2 separate regions of the Homo sapiens genome follow, and region 1 is linked to region 2. A link is a loop called in an ENCODE intact Hi-C map of the cell type or tissue named here. Cell type or tissue: IMR-90. All regions are shown on one strand. Links, peaks and the distances in the headings refer to the core of each region. The heading gives the core; the rest is flanking DNA.

Region 1 (9,781 bases), core at 624-8,623, 120 kb before region 2:
TACAAAACACTGCACTAGAAGGGTAATAAGCAACTTCCTGAACATAAAACAAGAGCATGGTGGCTGATGATGTTACCCTCTTAAGAGATCAAAGCCAACTTACAAGATTAATAATATGTAGGAATCAAAATGATGCATATGATAAAAGTGGCCACCTCAGCACTTAGAACAAATGAAATTTATAGCAAGTTCTTAAAAAGAATACAGTGAGTCACATTTTGGCATTAGAAACTTAACATTCTATTCTTTAGAATACCTAAGGAAAAACTGTTTTTTAAATTTTTGCTAAAAGTAATGACTGATAACAGGCAATTCTGCATTTATAAAAGAATATGTTACATGAGGAATTCTGAAATGCAAACTTATAAATCCAAATTCTCATGTGATAGCAAGGCTGGAGGTGACCTCATTCATTCGTTCATTCATTTATTCAATACACATTTATTGACAGACTTTGACCATATGGGTTGGGCATGTAGATTGGACAGCATAAGTGAGAAATGGTATCAGCAATGACCTTAGTGAGTTAAGAAGCCAAGAATAAGTAAAGAGATATGCAATATTTTGATAAGCATCCTCTGGTATACTGTCCAGGAAGAGAACACATTTTCAAGCATTTAGAAACAGGATGAAACAGTAGCATTTACTGCTGAGGCTCTCATATTTTTATTTTTAGGTATCAAATTCATTCACGTATCCAATTTCACAATTAGCTGAATTATTAGGGTGCATTTTAAAAACTCCAAATGAAGACTCTCTATGAGCTTTTCTATCGAATCTGGCAAAGCGAAGTAAAAGACTCTATATTTGCATGAATAGAACAATAATACTTTTCTCCTACATGCCTCCTTGGGAATTCCCCTATCACACCCTTCTCCCTGACATGTGTTCTAACATAAATTCGCCTCTGTAATGCAGTCACAGGTGAATTTGTGTTAGAACACACATTAGGAAGAGGGGCAGTGAGAATTCCTTCACAAAACCAAAAGCTGAACTCTGATAGATACACTGCTCTTTATATTAATATCTCTATCACAGAAACGGCCAAGAGCCCCAGACACTACAAAGTTTTCAGAAGAAATGACATCAGATGTAGCAACAGCTAAAAACACCCTCATGAATCACTAATATAATTAAAATATGAGGCTCTCCATAAAAACTCAAGGAAGGCACATCTCAAAGGCCCAAGAAGTCAGATTAGTGATTCTGCAGAACTATATAAACAACTTTTTTCCAGATAACACATGAGCCCAATATGAACTTCCTTACAGAAGAAGGAAAAGAAAGGTTAAAATAAAGATGCCATGAAATACCCTTCCTTTTCCTAATTCTTCAAAATAAGGGCAATAATCTCTGCCCTTAGAAAATTATAAAAATTATACAATTGTAATAAAAAGTTACAATGCTAAAGTTTTCTCAGGATTTCATCTGGTATCAAAGTTTATAGTCCTTCCTTATCCTTTGTTACAAATCCAACTGTGCAGCAGTGCATAATACAAAAATCTCAGTTATAAGGTGCCAAAATAATAAAGACATGTAGCAATACAGACCCAATGCCCATGGGCTTCTTCATATACTTGTCAGTAACCTCATTCAAAAGCACAATGTTGAAAGTGATACTAAGGGGGAAAAGCACAAAGCCAGGCCTCTTTTAGGCTTATGTTGAAGAAGTAGGCTCATAAACAAATTTTAGGAAGACTAATATCTTTGTCAGTTTGCAAGTAAATTTAAAATATGCATTTCATCATTTATTTATCTAGTTATTGAAAAACTAATTTCTAAATTCCTTTTCCCTGTTCACCTTTGGACCTCTTTGTGACTTGTTAGCGCCTCTACTAGAAGATGTTAAAGAACGAGTAAAACCAAAATAAATGAATAAATAAATATAGTATTGCCACCAACTATGAGAAGGCAAGGTTTCAACAATGACTTGATTTTTTATTATACTGGACTTTCACTTTCCCATGATCTTGCTCTTACTTTTATGTCATTTTAGTCATTTTCATTTGAGCTGGGGTCCATAAAACACAACAGAATTCATAATATATTTTTAAAAATTAAATATTTTATGATATTCCAGTGTCCTCATTTATACACTACTGTTGGCATTAGGCTTTAAAATAATATAGTGGGTAGAATTGTAGTACTTGGTAATATACATTAAAAAATCCATACCCATAGTTAGATTGTTCAAAATGGGACATGGAACCATACAACACCATACCTTTTCCCTTCCATTTTTTTTCCCCTCCCTAAAAGCCACTAGATACAAATACCATTGAACTCTGGTAAACTACCATCAATCCCAATCATGACTCCCAAAGCACTACATTTAGAGAGGGCACCCCACAAAAACAACTTATTTTGTGGCTAAAGCAACAGCATATCAGCTACTCTGTTTGTAACTTAATATAGGAGCAGGGGCCTTTTAGCAAATCAAAACTTCATTAGAGAGACTGGTTGCAGCTGTTCTCTGGATGGGCACTAGGAAGCCTGTACGATTCAGAGGGTTCCTGAGGACACTGCCCATAGCCCTGAGGTGGCATAGTAGGGAAGCAGCTTTTATCATCCACAGAGAAGAAGACTGTGATGGCTGATATACACACAGAGTAGCCCTGGGTGAGTTCACAGATGCGAGCATGAGATTATTCTGGCATGGCTGTAGTAATCTCTTGCTGGGAGGTAGGAGAGGTCATGAATATATGATGTGGGAATGAGGGTGTGGCAAGAGAGAAAAAAGAACCTGTCCCAGAGGGGGAAAGCCACTTGGTATAATGTCTGCTTCACATGTAAAACCACTGATGGTACTCGGTTGCTCAGAGCTTGTTATCATTTCCCCACTCATTTCAACATGAACGGGTCTGGATAAAGGTCCAAGTCTCACAAGAGTCGATGGTAAGTAGTCATAGTTCTCTAAAGCACCGTATTTCTTCTTTTGTCAGATATCATGGCATGAAGACAATGACTATTTGGTAATCTTATGATGCTTTATCTAGACTCAAAAGCACATTTTTAGGTGCCTAACAATCATTAGCAAATACATAGTGGACATTTTAAGATCTCCATTACATAGTGTAGCATTCCTTTAAAATGAAAAATTGCTCATCAAAGAGATCACAAGAAACTTCTACATAAAGGAACTTTAAAGTGGGCTTATTTATAAGCAGTTTAAATTAAATTGCTTGCTTTTAGACAGCAGCAGGCACAGCAATATGTACGTGCTTTAACTTCCATTTTTCCTTGCATTTGGGTTTTTAAAGGTTATAATCCATTATAATTTTCAAAGATAATCGAAGCCTTTAAAAGACTTGAGAAATAGAAGTAGAAATCAGGTTTAAAAAATAGGACAAGAAAAATGATCATTTCTGGGTCGGCCTTGGATGATGTCATCATAGGTTCTAAATGTAATAGCCAAGCAGTGTACACTAACTCTTCCTGCCCATGTGACCTCTAACATTAATTTGGGCAAAACAACTAATATTTCAATAATTTTTTGGCTGAGAAGTGAGATTCAGAAGCAAAAGATTAAAGAGAGTTTAGAGTGCCAAGGATGAAACGATGTGAGTGTGTGTGTGTGTGTGTGTGAGTGTGAGCGCGCACGCGCACGCGTGGGGGCCGAGGGGAGGAGGCATGAAAACTAACTCTTCCAGCACACACCCCTTTTGCTACTACAAGGGCATCCAGCAATCACATTTGCAATAGTAAAAATGCTGAAGAATCCTACAGTCTCTTTTCTTCCACAATCAGCCCTATCCTCTCCTACAAAGCCCTTCTTGCTTTATTGGTGCCAGGAAATTCTTCAGGGGTTAAATGGGGAAGTGCAGCCACTACCATTGTTGCAATAAATAAATGAATGAACCAGAAGGAACCAGCAATCCGTCCCTGGGAAACAAGTATCTTATTTTCTACAATTATATACATTATCCAGCAACCATATATTCTTTAAAATTATATTTTATCTTTTGATGTGTGTGTATACATTATAGACACATATGCATCTATACAAAAAGCAGCACAGTGCCGTGCATACATATACATCAATACCTTAAAAAAATTTAGCATTATTTATTTCAATGAAAAGACAAATAGCTTTTAAAAAATTGGACAGGCTAGCAACTTCATCTCAAAGGCCTTATATTTTGCACATACAGCATATACAAACACACACAGACACAGACACACACACACACACACACACACACACACACACACACACACAAAGGTTTTTTTTTTTTTCCATGCCATACACAATGCTAAAATATCTGAAATCAGGTTGCTATGCCAACAGATTTTTTTCCTAAAATGAATAAAATTATTAGGAGAGAGAAAACATTCTTGACTCCTTTCCTCCCATCCATGAAGCCGAGACAGGCTCAGGGAGGGCGAGAGGCTGCCAGATGGGGAGGAGGGGAAGGAAGGGAAGGTGGGTAGAGGGGTGTTTGCTTACCAAAGATGCTGATTTGATCGTGGCAAAGCGCTCTCTGTTCCGGTAGTGGAGGGCCTGGCTCTGAACTGACTGGGTAGGCCGCGGCTCAGGCCTGGGATCGCCGTGGCCCGCCTCATCCCTTATGAATACATGATCCTGCAGAAATGGATAAAAACAAGGAGAAAGTCCAGCTGTGCTCTTTCCTCGCCGGCTGCCTCTCTCTCACCCCTCTTTCTGCACAAGCACTGCTGTTTGAAATGCATAGTTTAGCTCTCTGCTAGTCCCCGCAGCTCCCACGGTACAAAATGAATAAGCAACACATTGCAGCCTTCAGTTAGGAATGTCAGCTGATCGCTAGTGGGATGCCTTCTGAATCCCTGGCAGGCTTTTTCTTTACCTCCAGAATTACATATATGCAAAAGAAAAAAAGAATAGAAAAAATAATGCAATGTACAGACTCCTTAGAACAGTTTGCTTAAAACGCTGTAACCAGATAATTCCTTTAAAAATGTCATGTCCATGTCTAGCAAGGAGGATGCTGGTGGCTTTTAACATAAAAGCGAGCCTCCGCCTCATTCCCTTGAAAGATCTGCTTTCTCAATTTAATTTTATTTGAGATCTGTTCGGTAGGATCATCGTTCTGCCTAGAACCAATGTAGGCTTGTGCTGAACTGCCTCTCTATCTTGTGCTGGGAAGATTCGGCAGTCACTGAGGGATCCTGCTTTCCAGTCATGATCGTACACAGTTCTAGCACCTTCTCTCTACAGCTTCTGAAAGGATTTTTTTTTAGATTTAAAGCGACAGGCGTACAATTTTAACCAAATGATACGTTCACAAATTCTTCTTCAACTCAGCATCGGTATGGTCACCAGAGTGAGTAAAGCTGGAATTTAATGTCCTTGACTGATTTAATCAAGCCCATGCTTCTTGATAGGCAAAGATAATTAATCTTGTTCTAACGTCCAGTGAAAAAATAGCATTCCCTGGAAGGATAATAATGGATGTTTCTTAAATGCAACTGAAATGACTTTTAAAGGGGAAAATGCTTTCAAAGGATGATGTTCCTCTCTATAAAGATGAAGTAGTGGTCAGTCATTAAGTGGCTATAACCCTTTAGAAAAAAGGACGCTATAGTAATTTGTACCTCAAAAACATGTACAACCATGGGGGATTTTAAAATAGTACATGTTCAGGGTGGAAAAGGAGAAATTAATTCCTTATTTCCCTAGGGTTTTAGGAAAACCATTTGTGAGAAGTCAGTATTGCATTTTATCCATGACCACTTGAAATTTTTTATAATGGCTTTTTTCTTCATCAGGAAACAAAAATTAAAGAAGTTTAGAAAATACAAAATTTTATTATAGTCCAAAATTTGGGGAGAAATTAAATTTTACATCCAGATTTTTATGTAAAAGCCAAGACCCAAGATTAAATTGGGCTGATTTTCTTTTTCCTTTTATACATTTAAAATGCTTTGATGTATTGGGAAGGTATCTACCATTACACCTATATGGAGAATTGTTTTAAATTTATGTATTATAGCTCAAATAATGAAGGGATCTTTAATAAACTTGCCATTGAGGGCATATATATCAAATTCACGTATATTCTGCAGCTGCGCTGTCCAGCAAGATAGTGACCAGCCACATATGACTATTTTAATTAAAAATTAAATTCAATTAAAATTAATTAAAACAAAATTAAGTGCAAAATTGAGTTCCTGAGTCATAATGGCTATGTTTCAAGCACTTAGTAGCCATAGTTAGTGGTGCCATATTGGTGGCTTATAAAACTTGTAAGTTTTTAAAACTTATAAGAAAATATTTGAAAGGTCAGTTAAAATTATTCTACATGATTTCTCGCGAAATTTGAACTCCTGTTTTACAGGGAAGAGCGAGAACGTGTGTAATTGGGATTCATTCACTAGGCTTAAGGTTCTAAAGAGGAAGGCACTGGGACCTGCTACCATTTACATTACTGCATATTTGCTAATAAATTTATGTACAAAATTCAACTTAATATTACAGTGCCAGAAAAGCAAGCAGCTCTTAAATGCCAGTAATCAAAAGAGATATGCTAGGTAGAGGCCTGTGATTTTATAGGAGGCTTTAACAAGTCGTAGTTTTGGTGAATATTAATTGGCTAACTTACCAAGTACATTGATAGAGGGGGAGACCCCAAATACATGGGCAACAGTTCAGTTTCACATTGTAATAACTTGATTTATAAGGATAACCAATGACACTAGAATCCACATTCTCCACAGGGCAGACCAAAACAAAATTTATTCATGTACAAATATGTGCAATTTTATTTAGTCTGTTTTATCTCTGATAAAAATTAACTCCTTAGAAACACGGTTTAGGGCTCTGCTTCTCCAATTAAAAGCCACAATGTATTTTCTAAGTTTACTAAACTTGAGGAAGTTGAAGTACACCGGAAAAATTAAAACTTGAAATGACATTGATTTTAGTTGACACATATGTAATTAAGTAACTCAAGTATATTTTTAAAATAATGCTATTTTTATAGTCCAAAGAATAGGTTCAAAATTTTAACCCACTTTAAATATAATAATGCTAATAGTATAATTCTTTGCTTCCCCCTACATTTTTTTCCTTTTATAAAATTATTCTTAGTTTTCCAGATCATTTTCATAACAGAGATCACTATCACTAAAGGTCTTCAAATATTATACAAGAGACCACAAAATGGAACAAAATTTTAGTCTAACAGTGGATATTCATTTCAAGTGCATTGGGAAATGAATTTTAATATTCAGTTCCACTGCATAAAACAGGTTCAAAACTCCAAAGACAGCTTATGAAGCTATTTAAAAATGGGAGAATGTAACTTGAGAAGTAAGCTCAAAGAAATTAAAGTATCAACTTTACTGGAAATATTTTCTGTTGGTTATACTGCCCCTTTAAGTAACAGTGCCTCTGTAAGAGACCACTATACCTGGCTCCCAGAGTTTCTGAACTGCACACATCTTAAGATTAACAATGGAAAGGGTTAATTTCTATTTTTATGCAGTTATGCACTAGATACAGATTATTTACAAATGATAAGGCTGAAATCTTCAAAGAAGGATTTTAGAAGATTAAGAAGAATAAATCTATTCTACTTTGCCAAGGCAAAATATATGGCATGGTTATAATTTATCTTTAAAACATTATCATCCAGGAAAAAACAAAAATAACTCCTTGAAATACCAGTTTTAAGTAAACCTACGTTAACCTGGTAAACTTACCACGTTGTTGTTTTTTTTTTTTTTTTTTTTTGAGACAGTCTCGTTCTGTTGCCCAGGCTGGAGTGTAGTGGCACTATCTCGGCTCACTGCTACCTCTCCACCTCCTGGGTTCATTTTTGTGCCTCAGCCTCCTGAGTAGCTGGGACTACAGGTGCGTACCACCATACCTGGCTAATTTTTTTGTATTTTAGTAGGGATGGGTTTTCACCATGTTGCCCAGGCTGGTCTCAAACTCCTGAGCTCAGGCAATCTGCCTGCCTTGGCCTCTCAAAGTGCTAGGATTACAGGCACGAGCCACCGCACCCAGCCCACGACATTGTTTCATCATAAAAAATAAATTTCTTCAGATTAAAAAGGAAGCTGTCATAATGTTTCTTCAAGATCTTTGGTAAAAAGAATTGAATTTCTATACAAGAGTGAAACATGTGAAGCATGAGGCACACAAACTTTACTATTATACCTTAGACAAGGGGCTTTCCTTTTATTTGGAAGTCTTTCCTTTAAGTGTCTGACCATTACACTTCTGAAATGAAGGTTCGTGGTTAGGCACTTGCCTAGAGTTTCTTTTTCTAAATATATTTTCTTCCCTAATAGAGCTGGGGTCTCACTATGTTGCCCAGGCTGGTCTTGAACTCCTGGGCTCAAGCGATCCACCCACCCCGGCCTTCCAAAGTGCTGGAATTACAGGCGTGAGCCACCGTGCCTGGCTACTTGCCTACAGTTTCTAAATGAACTTGACTTTAACCCAGGAATCACTCCTCTGGACTCAGTTGTGCTTTGGGTTTACTTTTATCACAGTACTCATCACACTTACTTGTCTGCCTCTGCATAAGGCTGTGGGCTTTTTGAAGGCAGAGTAAATGTCGTTTGAAAAATCTTAGTCTCCCTAGCACCTGGCATAGTGCTTGATACTTAGTAGGTATTCAGTAAATGTTTGCTGAATAAACAAACACAAGAATATAGGTCTGAGGAGATTTTGAGAAAATGACATTTTCTTTTGGATTATTTAACAGAATTCAAATTTGTATTTCATAAAAACCTGCCACTCTGTACTCTAAGGAAGTCGTAAAATAGTGACACACACATAAGCACACCTTTACACAGCGGGGTGCGGGGGGATGTATCTAAAAATGGCTCTTATCCGGTGATGAGAAACCTTTGTATAGACTCCCACACTTTCTACGCTGTGGAGAAGGGATCAGCAGACCCACCACTCTCCTTTGTTTTGTTCATTTCAAAATTATTAAATTATTGTCGAAGCAGGGGTAGCTATCAAAAGCTGGGGCTGGAGGAAGGGGAGGAGAAGATGAAAAAGCATATCTTAACTTGGAAGGATAGTTGGAGAGAAAAGATGACTAGCAAAAGGCTGAGGAGAAAGACGTTACTACAGAGAAGTGTTGTATGACTGCTCTGTTTAAGAAACATTACCTTCATATGTTAATTTACTTTTACTTTGCCAAATGTGAGTTGAAGAGGCAAAGGACCCACCCCTCTATTCAGCAAAAATAATAGGAAAGGCCACTGAAGCAAGTGAAAATTAAACTAGAACATCCTATTCCCTCAAGGACATTTCTTTTTTTTTTTTTTTTTTTTTTATCCCGCAAAGGTGGTGAAAGCTGTTCTTTTTTTAAAGAGGGGATGGGAAAAGAACTAACATTGACTAACAGGAAGGGTCAAATAAAGCTTTAGGAGTCAGGGTAGAATGGCTTTTTTTCCCCCTCCACCAGACGGAGTCTTTGCTCTGTCACCCAGGTTGAAGTGCACTGGCACCATCTTGGCTCACTGCAACCTCTGTCCTCCCCAGGTTTAAGCAATTCTCCTGCCTTAGCCTCCAGAGTAGCTGAGATTACAGGCGCGTGCCACCACGCCCAGCTAATTTTTGTATTTTTAGTAGAGACAGATTTTCACCATATTGGCCAGGCTCGTCTCGAACTCCTGAACTCTTGATCCACCCGCCTTGGCCTCCCAAAGTGCTGAGATTAAAGGTGTGAGCCACCGTGCCTGGCCAGTAGAATGACTTTTTTAAACAATAGTTTCTGGAACACTTATTCTGTTTTATAGAATGAAGTGTTGTCCCATTAAAAAAAAGAAAAAAATGTTC
Region 2 (9,781 bases), core at 576-8,575:
TCCATTTACAAACTTCATATTATGTTCTAAGAATTGGTTTCTCTCTAGGCCATAACTTTCTTGAAGGGGAGCACTGCATATTACTTTTTAATTTTTCCCTTACTGCTCTCATATTTTATTTTTTAGAGATGGAGTTTTGCTCTTGTCACCCAGGCTGGAGTGCAATGGCATGATCTCGGCTCACTGCAACCTCCACCTCCCGGGTTTAAGCAATTCTCCTGCCTCAGCTTCCTGAGTAGCTGGGATTACAGGCACCTGCCAGCATACCCAGCTAATTTTTGTATTTTCAGTAGAGATGGGGTTTCGCCATGTTGGCCAGGCTGGTCTTTAACTCCTGACCTCAGGTGATCCACCTGCCTTGGCCTCCCAAAGTGTTGGGATTACAGGCGTGAGCCACCATGCCTGGTCCCATATTTTAAATACTAATAAATAAAGTTCAGGTAACTTCTCTCTTTACACTCCTGGTCTTGCCCTTCCTTTTGCCTCCCTCATGCCAACAACACTTTGCTGAAGAGAGTCTGGCACTGTTTCAGTGAAGTCATTATCTATACTACTTGGTTATGAGGTGAATGAATAGACTATGGTTTTAAGTTGTTGAAAAGGCAAGCACGTTTTTCAGAAGAAATTCTTTTATGAGTTCCAATGCAATAAAATAGCTCAGTGATTCAACGGGCTGAATTACATTTCATTCACTTAGAGGTAAATTCCACTGAAGAAAACTAAAGAGCACATACTTCCCCCTTTAATTTTGGCTCTCTAGAAATTTCTCATTTAGTGATATTTCTCATACCAAGAACTAGAACCCTCAAAGGTCTCAGGGAAGAGACACAGGCTGTTTGAACTAGGCCGACTACAAAATATATAATATTAACCAAAAAGAAGCCTTCACCAATTGGTGCTGAATTATTAATTACCTCTTCCTAGACTTCTTCGTATGATAACTTGATTATTTCTTCATACCCCAGTTTAGAAAAATTACCATAATTTATGCTTACACTAAGGAAATCCCTAAATATTCTTCAACAACTTTGCATGGTTACAATGTTCTCTTAAAAAAAATGTAATCTGAAATAAGAAGCCACTGATACATATTATCTACACTGCTTTAAGGCTTTTGCTTTTTGAATGTTATATGTGTACAACTTGTATTTCAGTTTGTCCTAATTTGTGATGTTTTTAGCAATTTGTTCAGATAATGTTCCTAAATCTTGATATGAACTAAACTTATGAAAATTGATTGTGCTTATAGGGATGCCAATAATTTCATTAGATATTATAAAATTACAGTTATTCCCTCATTTTCCGTTGCTATGAAAGGCAAATGGCAAAGAGAAACAACACGACACCTGGAGTGAAAAAGATTTATGTTTAAATCCTCTGCTTAAGAGTGTAGTCTTCAGCCTGCTATCTGGAAAAGCAACCATGGTTAAGAACACGGGTTATGATTAAAGTAGAACTGAGTTCAAATCCCAGATCTAATCCTAACTAACCATATGGCAGGTTTCAAATCTAAGGTTCAGTTTCCTCATCTGTACAAAGGACATAATATAATAAATATATCGAGCACAGGATTGTTTATTGTCAGGATTTAATAAGATAGTGTATGTAATGTGTTAAACAAGGTGGCATGCATAGAATAAGCATTCAATAAACTTAACCCGCCGGGTTTGGTGGTTTATGCCTGTAATCCCAACACTTTCGGAGGCTGAGGCGGGAGGATTGTTTGAGGTCAGGAGTTCAAGACCAGCCTGATCAACGTGGTGAAACCCTGTCTCTACTAAAAATACAAAAATTAGCCGGGCATGCATCTGTAATTCTAGCTACTAGGGAGGCTGAAGCAGGAGAATCCCTTTAACCTGGGAGGCGGAGGTTGCAGTGAGCTGAGACTGTGCCACTGCACTCCAGCCTGGGTGACAAAGCAAGACTCTGTCTCAAAAAACAAAAAAATAATAAAAATAAACTTAATCCACTACTACTAACAAATGACATAATTAAATGTGATATTCTATAGAGAACATATATATCAACTGTTAAGTATTTAACTGTTAATTTTTTACTATTTTATGCATGTCAAAAAGTTGGCGGCTGGGCGTGGTGGCTCACGCCTGTAATCTCAGCACTTTAGGAGGCAGAGGTGGGCAGATCACTTGAGGTCAGGAATTCAGACTAGCCTGACCATCATGGTGAAACCCCATCTCTACTAAAAATACAAAAATTAGCAGGGTGTGGTGGCGGGTGCCTGTAATCCCAGCTATTTGGGAGGCTGAGGAAGGAGCATTGCTTGAACCTGGGAGGCAGAGTTTGCATGAGCTGAGATCACGCCACTGCACTCCAGCCTGGGCAACAGCAAACGAGACTCCGTCTCAAAAAAAAAAAAAAAAAAAAAAGTTGGCTCAATTGCCATTCGATTTTCTCCTCTGCTGCTTTGGAGAGGTTAGTCTTCTTCTGTCATAGGATAGAAATCACTTTTCAGATATTTACAAGAGGACACCATGTTTCATAAAATAATAAAGAATGTAGAAAGGATTCTGTGTCATTTTTTCTGGATACTCAGAGTAATTTATTTTCTCTTAAAGCTCGACCACTGCTGGTTTTTGTTTTTTAACTTTTATTTTAGGTTTGGGGCACACATACAAGTTTATTATATAGGTTAACTGGTGTCATGGGGTTTTGGTGTATAGATTATTTTGTCACCCAGGAACTAAGTATAGTACCTGATAGTTGTTTTTTCTGATCCTCTCCCTCCATTTGGAGTTTTCTTATTCTATTCCTATTTACTGCTAACTTTATTTTTTATGTTTTTATTTAATTTTTTTAGAATTTAGATAGGGTCTCACTATGTTGCCCAGGCTAGTGTCGAACTCCTGGGCTCAAGTGATCCTCCTGTCTTGGCCTCCCAAAATACTGGGATTACAGGGGTGAGCCTCCTCACCCAGCTTATAATTTTAATTATTTCAACACTTGGTTTAAATTTTTCTTTTTGACTTATATTCTTCATGATTGTAAATGGATGTGAAACGTTTCATAATTTTTATAAAAATCCATACATGTTTCCCTCAAGTTCTTGAGTCTAAAATTAACATAGATCTGTCCTTACTTTTATTTAGTGGACCTTAATGTTCACTGAAGAAATATTATTGATACTTAGAGTAACTAAGCCACAATGGTAGGTTCCATAGTTAAAAGATAATTTTATATATTGTACTTTGGACTTAAACTAATCATTCAATTGTAAAGTAGTAACATCAAACTTTTGCTCTCAGAGTTTGTTCTGCTTCATCAGTACATTCAAATAGAATGCTCCATAATGAAGAAAATAGTCTATCACTTCATTTGCACTATCCAATAATGGTAGCCATTAACAACATGTGGCTAGTAAGCACTTGAAATGTGGCTAGTGCAACAGAAGAACGGAATTTTTAAGTGTTTAATTTTAATTAATTTTCATTTAAATAGCTCTTTGGCTAGAAACTACAATGTTGGACAACACAGTTCTAGATAGTTCAAAAAACATCAGTAATTATGTGGAAATAGAATAATAATGATTCTCATTACTAAACTATACAGGTTATATCATTGCCTCAGGAATTGCTGACACATCTCTTGACCAATTGTGCAAGAAGCAATGAGGTTTTGAGCACGGTTTTTTACCACTTTATGAATCAACCTTCCCGCCTCCTCTTCCCCCCCCCATCTCTGGAGTCCTCATAGTTTTCTCTTTAAAATCATTTGTAAAACAGAAAGCAAAGCTCTCAGATCTAACCAGTAGTCTAACTCTGACCTTAGGCTCCCACGGGAATTCAATTATTTTTGTTGGCCTAACCTCTAAGGGATGATGGATTTGCTATCTCTGTGTCCTCCTTCTTCCCTGACTCCCCCTCCCACCCTCACATCTTCTCCTCTAACTAGTCACATTTAGTTAGTTTCTTGACCTGCTGCCTTTGTTTTAAACAGGAATGAAAGAGAACCATAACTGGAAACAGAAACTGTTGCATTCAGTTATTAGGTCGCAATGGGAAAAATGAGGCTGTGTATGTATAAGTGTTTTTGCAGGGTTTAGGATAGCAGCTGCAGCTACCCCTTCTTTCCTTCCACTGCTAGACAAATTTCCAAGCACTTGATACTAGAGTTCTACCACTAGCTAGCCAGCTAGAGGTCTCGGTATCCTCTATGAACTGTTAATGAAGTTCCGGAAGTTCTTTCCTTAAAAAACAAAAGTTCTGAATGCTGACTCTCTAACCACGGAAATGGTATCTTATTACTAAAACACTAAAAATGTTAAGCTGCATACTGCTCCAATGAGTAGTCTGTAGACTTGTTACCATCTGTACTGGCCATAGCGAAAAAGGGTTTGACACTACATGATAGTTACTGGTACTTGTTCCCAATAGCTGCTTAAAATAAGCTGTTGGCAAGTTTGACTACTTTTTTTTTTTTTTTACATTTAAAAAATAACAACATTAAACAGTTATATCTGTAAATGTAAGAAGGTTAAGGCATTCTAAGTCACAGGATGGGATAGGAGGTAGGCACAAGATACAGGTCATAAAGACCTTGCTGATAAAACAGGTTGCAGTAAAGAAGCCGGCCAAAACCCACCAAAACCAAGATGGCAATGAGAATGACCTCTGGTCGTCCTCACTGCTATACTCCCACCAATGCCATGACAGTTTACAGATGCCACGGCAACATCAGGAAGTTACCCTATATGGTCTAAAAAGGGGAAGCATGAATAATAGACCCTTTGTTTAGCATATCATCAAGAAATAACCATAAAACTGGGCAACCAGCAACCCCCCGGGGCTGCTCTGTCTGTGGAGTAGCCATTCTTTTATGCCTTTACTTTCTTAATAAACTTGCTTTCACTTAAAAAAAAAATTAAACATTTACATTTGTATAAAGTACTTTCACATACCTAACCAAATTCAATTATTTTAACAACCCAGTAAGGCAGGAAAATCAGTTATTATTATTCTGATTTTTATGAGTGTCATCTGACTCCTAGGATAGCAGCATGTTTCCCAGTATACCAGTACTTCTACCTGGCAAGGGTGCTGCCCAAAAATGGTCTTGGGAGAATGTAGACGGTGTAGAAAAGTCTGTAATTTGGCCGGGCGCGGTGGCTCACACCTGTAATGGCAGCATTTTGGGAGGCCGAGGCAGGTGGATTACCTGAGGTCAGGAGTTTGAGACCAGCCTGACTAACATGGTAAAACCCTGTCTCTACTAAAAATACAAAAATTAGCCAGGCGTGGTGGCACATGCCTGTAATCCCAGCTACTTGGGAGGCTGAGGCAGGAGACTCGTTTGAACCCAGGAGGCGGAGGTTGCAGTGACCTGAGATCGCACCACTGCACTCCAGCCTGGGGAACAGCAGCGAAACTCTGTCTCCAAAAAAAAAAAAAAAAAAAAAAAAAAAAGCCTGTATGGTTGTAATTAATTGAGCACTCAAATTTAGTTCTTAAAACATTTTCTTTCCCCTCTTTGAATTATATTATTTTAAATGTCACTGGGCACGGTGGCTCACGCCTGTAATCCCAGCACTTTGGGAGGCCAAGGAGGGCGGGTCACCTGAGGTCAGGAGTTCGAGACCAGCCTGGCCAACGTGGCGAAACCCCATCTCTACTACAAATACAAAAATAAGCTGGGCGTGGTGCTGCATGTCTGTAATCCCAGCTACTTGGGAGGCTGAGGCAGGAAGAATTGCTTGAACCCAGAGGTAGAGGTTGCAATGAGCCGAGCTCGGGCCACTGCATTGCAGCCTGGGCAACAGAGTGAGACTGTCTCCAAAAAAAAAAAAAAAAAAAGCCAACCTTCTAGGGTAGATTTTGTAAAAACCAAATTATGGACATCCTAAGTTCTCAGATGTACAAATGAGTTACAGCTCTAAGTTGCATCTCTTCAATTTTATTTCTTGAAACAACTGCCCTCCTCCCTGCAAATCTACCCTCCCTTCTTGGCTCAAATGGTGGTTTTCTTTCCTTTTTTTTTTTGAGATGAAGTCTTGCTCTTATCCCCCAGGCTGGAGTGCAATGGCACGATCTTGGCTCACTGCAACCTCCGCCTTCCGGGTTCAAGAGATTCTCCTGCCTCACCCTCCCGAGTAGCTGGGATTACAGGCGCCTGCCACCACGCCTGGCTAATTTTTGTATTTTTAGTAGAGATGGGGTTTCACCATGTTGGCCAGGCTGGTCTCAAACTCCTGACCTCAGGTGATCTGCCCGCCTCAGCCTCCCAAAGTGCTGAGATTACAGGCCTGAGTCATCAGGCCCCGCCACATGGTGGTTTTCTTTATCTTCCTCCTGGCTATGTGCTGGGTAGCAGATTATCCACAATTATTATTGTAGCTCAAAAACCTGAGTTTTCCTGTTTCTCTTCTTTTACCATTTTCTTATTCTTTCCCCCCATAGGCAACTCCCTCCCTTCTCATAATTAGCTTAAGACCTTAATGTTGGCTGGGTGTGGTGGCTCACACCTGTAATCACAGCATTTTGGGAGGCTGAGGCAGGCAGATCGCTTGAGCCCAGGAGTTTGAGGCCACAAGATCAGCCTGAATAACATGGCAAAACCCAATTTCTACAATAAAATATAAAAATTAGCTGGGCATAGTGGCGTGCACCTGTGGTCCCTGCTACTTGGAAGGCTGAGGTGGGAGGATTCCTTGAGTCAGGGAGATGGAGGTTGCAGTGAGCCGTGATCGTGCCACTGCACTCAACCTCTACAACAGAGTGAGATTACAGAGTGAGACTGTGTCTCATAAATAAATGAACAAATAAATAAGACAGACCTTAATGTTTTCTAACAAGGTGGTTTTGATATTTGGTGAGCTATGTATAGACTCTTCTGAAATGTGAAATATGTATGTCTTCAAACATATAAACAAGGTAAGTTCTTCACACACTATGAAGCTTCATAAAAGGTTCCATTTAAATTTGTATCTTGGCAAAATTATTGAACTTGGGGAGTATCCCTAAACTGTTAAATCAGCAATATTACATCTGTTCCAAACTGGTATCTCATTTTTCTTGGAGTTCACAGAAAACAAAAAATAAGGCAACATAAAAATTATCCAGAGTTTTGCTTGGACAGATTTCTATTATCTGCCCATTTAATATATAATATCTATTTGATATAATTTATTAAATGTTTATAATCATCCTTCTATTATATAAATAGGTTTACCACATCTGCTTGGTGATGTTGGTAGCTTTTTTCTTCTGTTATAAGGGAGAATATGGAGGAAGGATTTAAAGTACAGGAGGTCAAATGGAGTCAAGAATGTGTAAACCGTGTAGTGTAGATAGCCTTAATATATTCTGGACTTAGAGTTTTAGGGCAGTGGGAAAACTAATCACATTCATAAGACATTTTGCAACTACATTATTCCCCCACAAATAATAGTTATTTTAATCTATATCCACAAATAATAGTTACTGGCTATATCTACAAAGTTTGTGTAGATATCTACAGATTCTATGACCCTACAGTGTTTCATAGGTATTCATGTAGCACTTTTAAAGTACAATTAATGAACTGTGTCCAGCAAAGGTTTATACTGGCCTTTCCTTCAAAATTAATGAAATAAAACTGTACATTGTTGTCTCAGTAAAAATAAAGGCACAAAGAATTCACAAATAGGGGCCGGGCATGGTGGCTCATGCCTGTAATCCCACCACCTTGGGAGACCGAGGCAGGTGGATCACCTGAGGTCAGGAGTTCGAGACCAGCCTAACAAACATGGTGAAACCCTGTCTTTACTAAAAATACAAAAATTAGCTGGGTGTGGTAGTGGGCACCTGTAATCCCAGCTACTTGGGAGGCTGAGGCAGGAGAATCGCTTGAACTTGGGAGGCAGAGGTTGCAGTAAGCCAAGGTTGTGCCATTGCACTCCAGCCTGGGTGACAGAGAGAGACTCTGTCTCAGAAAAAAAGAAAAAAAAGAAAGAGCTCACAAATAAGTTTGTTATAAGGATTTTCACCATGAGATAGGGAAAACTCTTATTAGCCTGAAACATGGCCTTTGGCCCTTCCTCATAGGAATCCCAAGAGACAAAGAATAAGTCTCATTTAGAGTTGAATAATTTTTTTTTTTTAAAAACAGCATTAGATCTATGTAAAGATAGTATTTAAAAACCAAACAAAACTAAGAAATGGGAAAAAGAAATGGCAGGTGAAGAACTCTTTTCAGAGAATAAAAGTTGTCATATAGCAATGGATGCTGTGTCAGAACATACTGCCAATAAACTTTAAGAAAAAAGGAACTCAATGAAGTTACTGTTATATAAAACAGGAGCTCACAGCAGGGATGTAAGAGTTAATGGAAGATATCGTGAGCCAAAACAGGGAATAAAACATGATTTGGCAGAAGTCAAGAGAGATGTGGGGAGAAAAATAAAACCACTAATGAAATGAAGCTGGCAAGAAGCAGCACAAAGAACTGGCAATGGTGGAGACGTGGTAAGGGACATGGGTGGAGAATTGAGGAAAGTAGCAAAACAACAGCACCTTGAATAAAGTTTTTAAAAACTAGAGTAAATTATAGATTTGAAAGATAATATATTCAAAATCAGTTTCCTTGAAAAATAGAAATATAATTGTAAATCTATAATTTTAAAAAACTTTCTACAAATGAAAATAAACTTGAAGCTACAGACTGAAAAGGCACACAGAAGCCAGGGGAAACAGGCACAGAATAATTAAACATTGAGACATAGCTTTATTAAGCTACTAAATTCCAAAGATTAAAATAAGGGCTTGACATTAAAAAAAAATCTAGTCCCTTAATTTAAGACTACTTTAAAGCCTATAGAAAAAATATGGCTAAATTATATAAGCAAGTGTAATTCTGAAAATAAACAATGCTAAGATTTTAGATAATAGTTACCCATAATGTTCCTATAACCTGTAACTAACCATACCTTGGACAACTAAAATAAATTAAGATTTTTCTTGGTCTGGGGAAGTAGACGGTAGCAAGGGATGTTTCTTGAAATTACTTATTAAAGGCTTATTACTAATATCTAATTCAATAAGCATCACAACCTACAAATGTTTTATAATAGAATTATTCACAAAATCCACAAAACAGCTTATGTTAGCCTGATTTTACACATGAAGAAATGAAAGCAAAGCTAAAGGAAATTAATTGTCCACAGTTGCATGTTGAATCATCAGAAACAGGAGAGTATCACTTCTAGTACAATTTTTTGTTTGTCTTTAACAGGTTTTGTCACTACCTTGCACTCTGACATTATTTTTGGCTACTGAGTAACACCGATCTTAACTAGAGGCCTGTAGTATCATGATCTAACACAACAAAACTATAATGAGTGTTGAAAGACTGTGGAGAAAAAAATAAATTTGGGGAAACATAACAGATGTGAATTCCATCAATCAAAAATGCTTATCTGCTGGTGAGGCTCTATTCTGCTGAGCCCTGTATTAAAATCTGGAGTGAAAATAAAACTGAACCCAAAATCCCTAACACTAAAGACGGAAAAATGCAGAAAAGAGGCTAAATAGCTATTTTAAAAGAGTTAAAAGCAAACAAAATGAAATCTTTAAAAACTGAAAATTTAAAAATCATATATAAAGAGACAGCTATCCAACTAGAGATAATGCTAGATCCTAGTAGGACAGTCAGGCAAGACATTACAGAAGACAGACATTTTCAGCTCTATTACAAGGAAAGAGAATGGCTGTTTCTTTTCTTTTCTCTTCTTTTTTATTTTTTATTTTATTTTATCTTTTTTTTTGAGACCGAGTTTTTGCTCTGTTGTCCA

What was found. Hi-C counts contacts between places; a loop is a spot of excess contacts. Peaks named below come from ENCODE experiments on the same cell type or tissue, not always from the same donor. Only the 100,000 strongest peaks of a DNase experiment are listed, where the experiment ranks them.
Region 1: it touches region 2 in a loop (2.3-fold over the local background); 11 of 110 quality-filtered maps call a loop at or near these places.

Annotation. Positions count from the first base shown.
Region 1 is chr12:118,185,360-118,195,140 of GRCh38, forward strand. TAOK3 (TAO kinase 3) reads right to left here. Exons shown (of 21, transcript NM_016281.4): 14 at 4,448-4,582. Among named protein-coding and RNA genes, the nearest start is that of PEBP1, 54 kb to the left of the region's middle. RefSeq lists a silencer at 5,005-5,299. In IMR-90, for the core only: no CTCF peak of the experiment used is centred there; DNase peaks (open chromatin) are centred at 3,532 and 4,702; H3K4me3 peaks cover 1,678 bases; H3K27ac peaks cover 2,333 bases.
Region 2 is chr12:118,303,540-118,313,320 of GRCh38, forward strand. All of the region lies in intron 1 of TAOK3 (TAO kinase 3), which reads right to left. Among named protein-coding and RNA genes, the nearest start is that of TAOK3, 64 kb to the right of the region's middle. RefSeq lists an enhancer at 4,660-4,759. In IMR-90, for the core only: a CTCF peak has its summit at 4,202; DNase peaks (open chromatin) are centred at 3,672, 4,212 and 4,672; H3K4me3 peaks cover 867 bases; H3K27ac peaks cover 2,338 bases.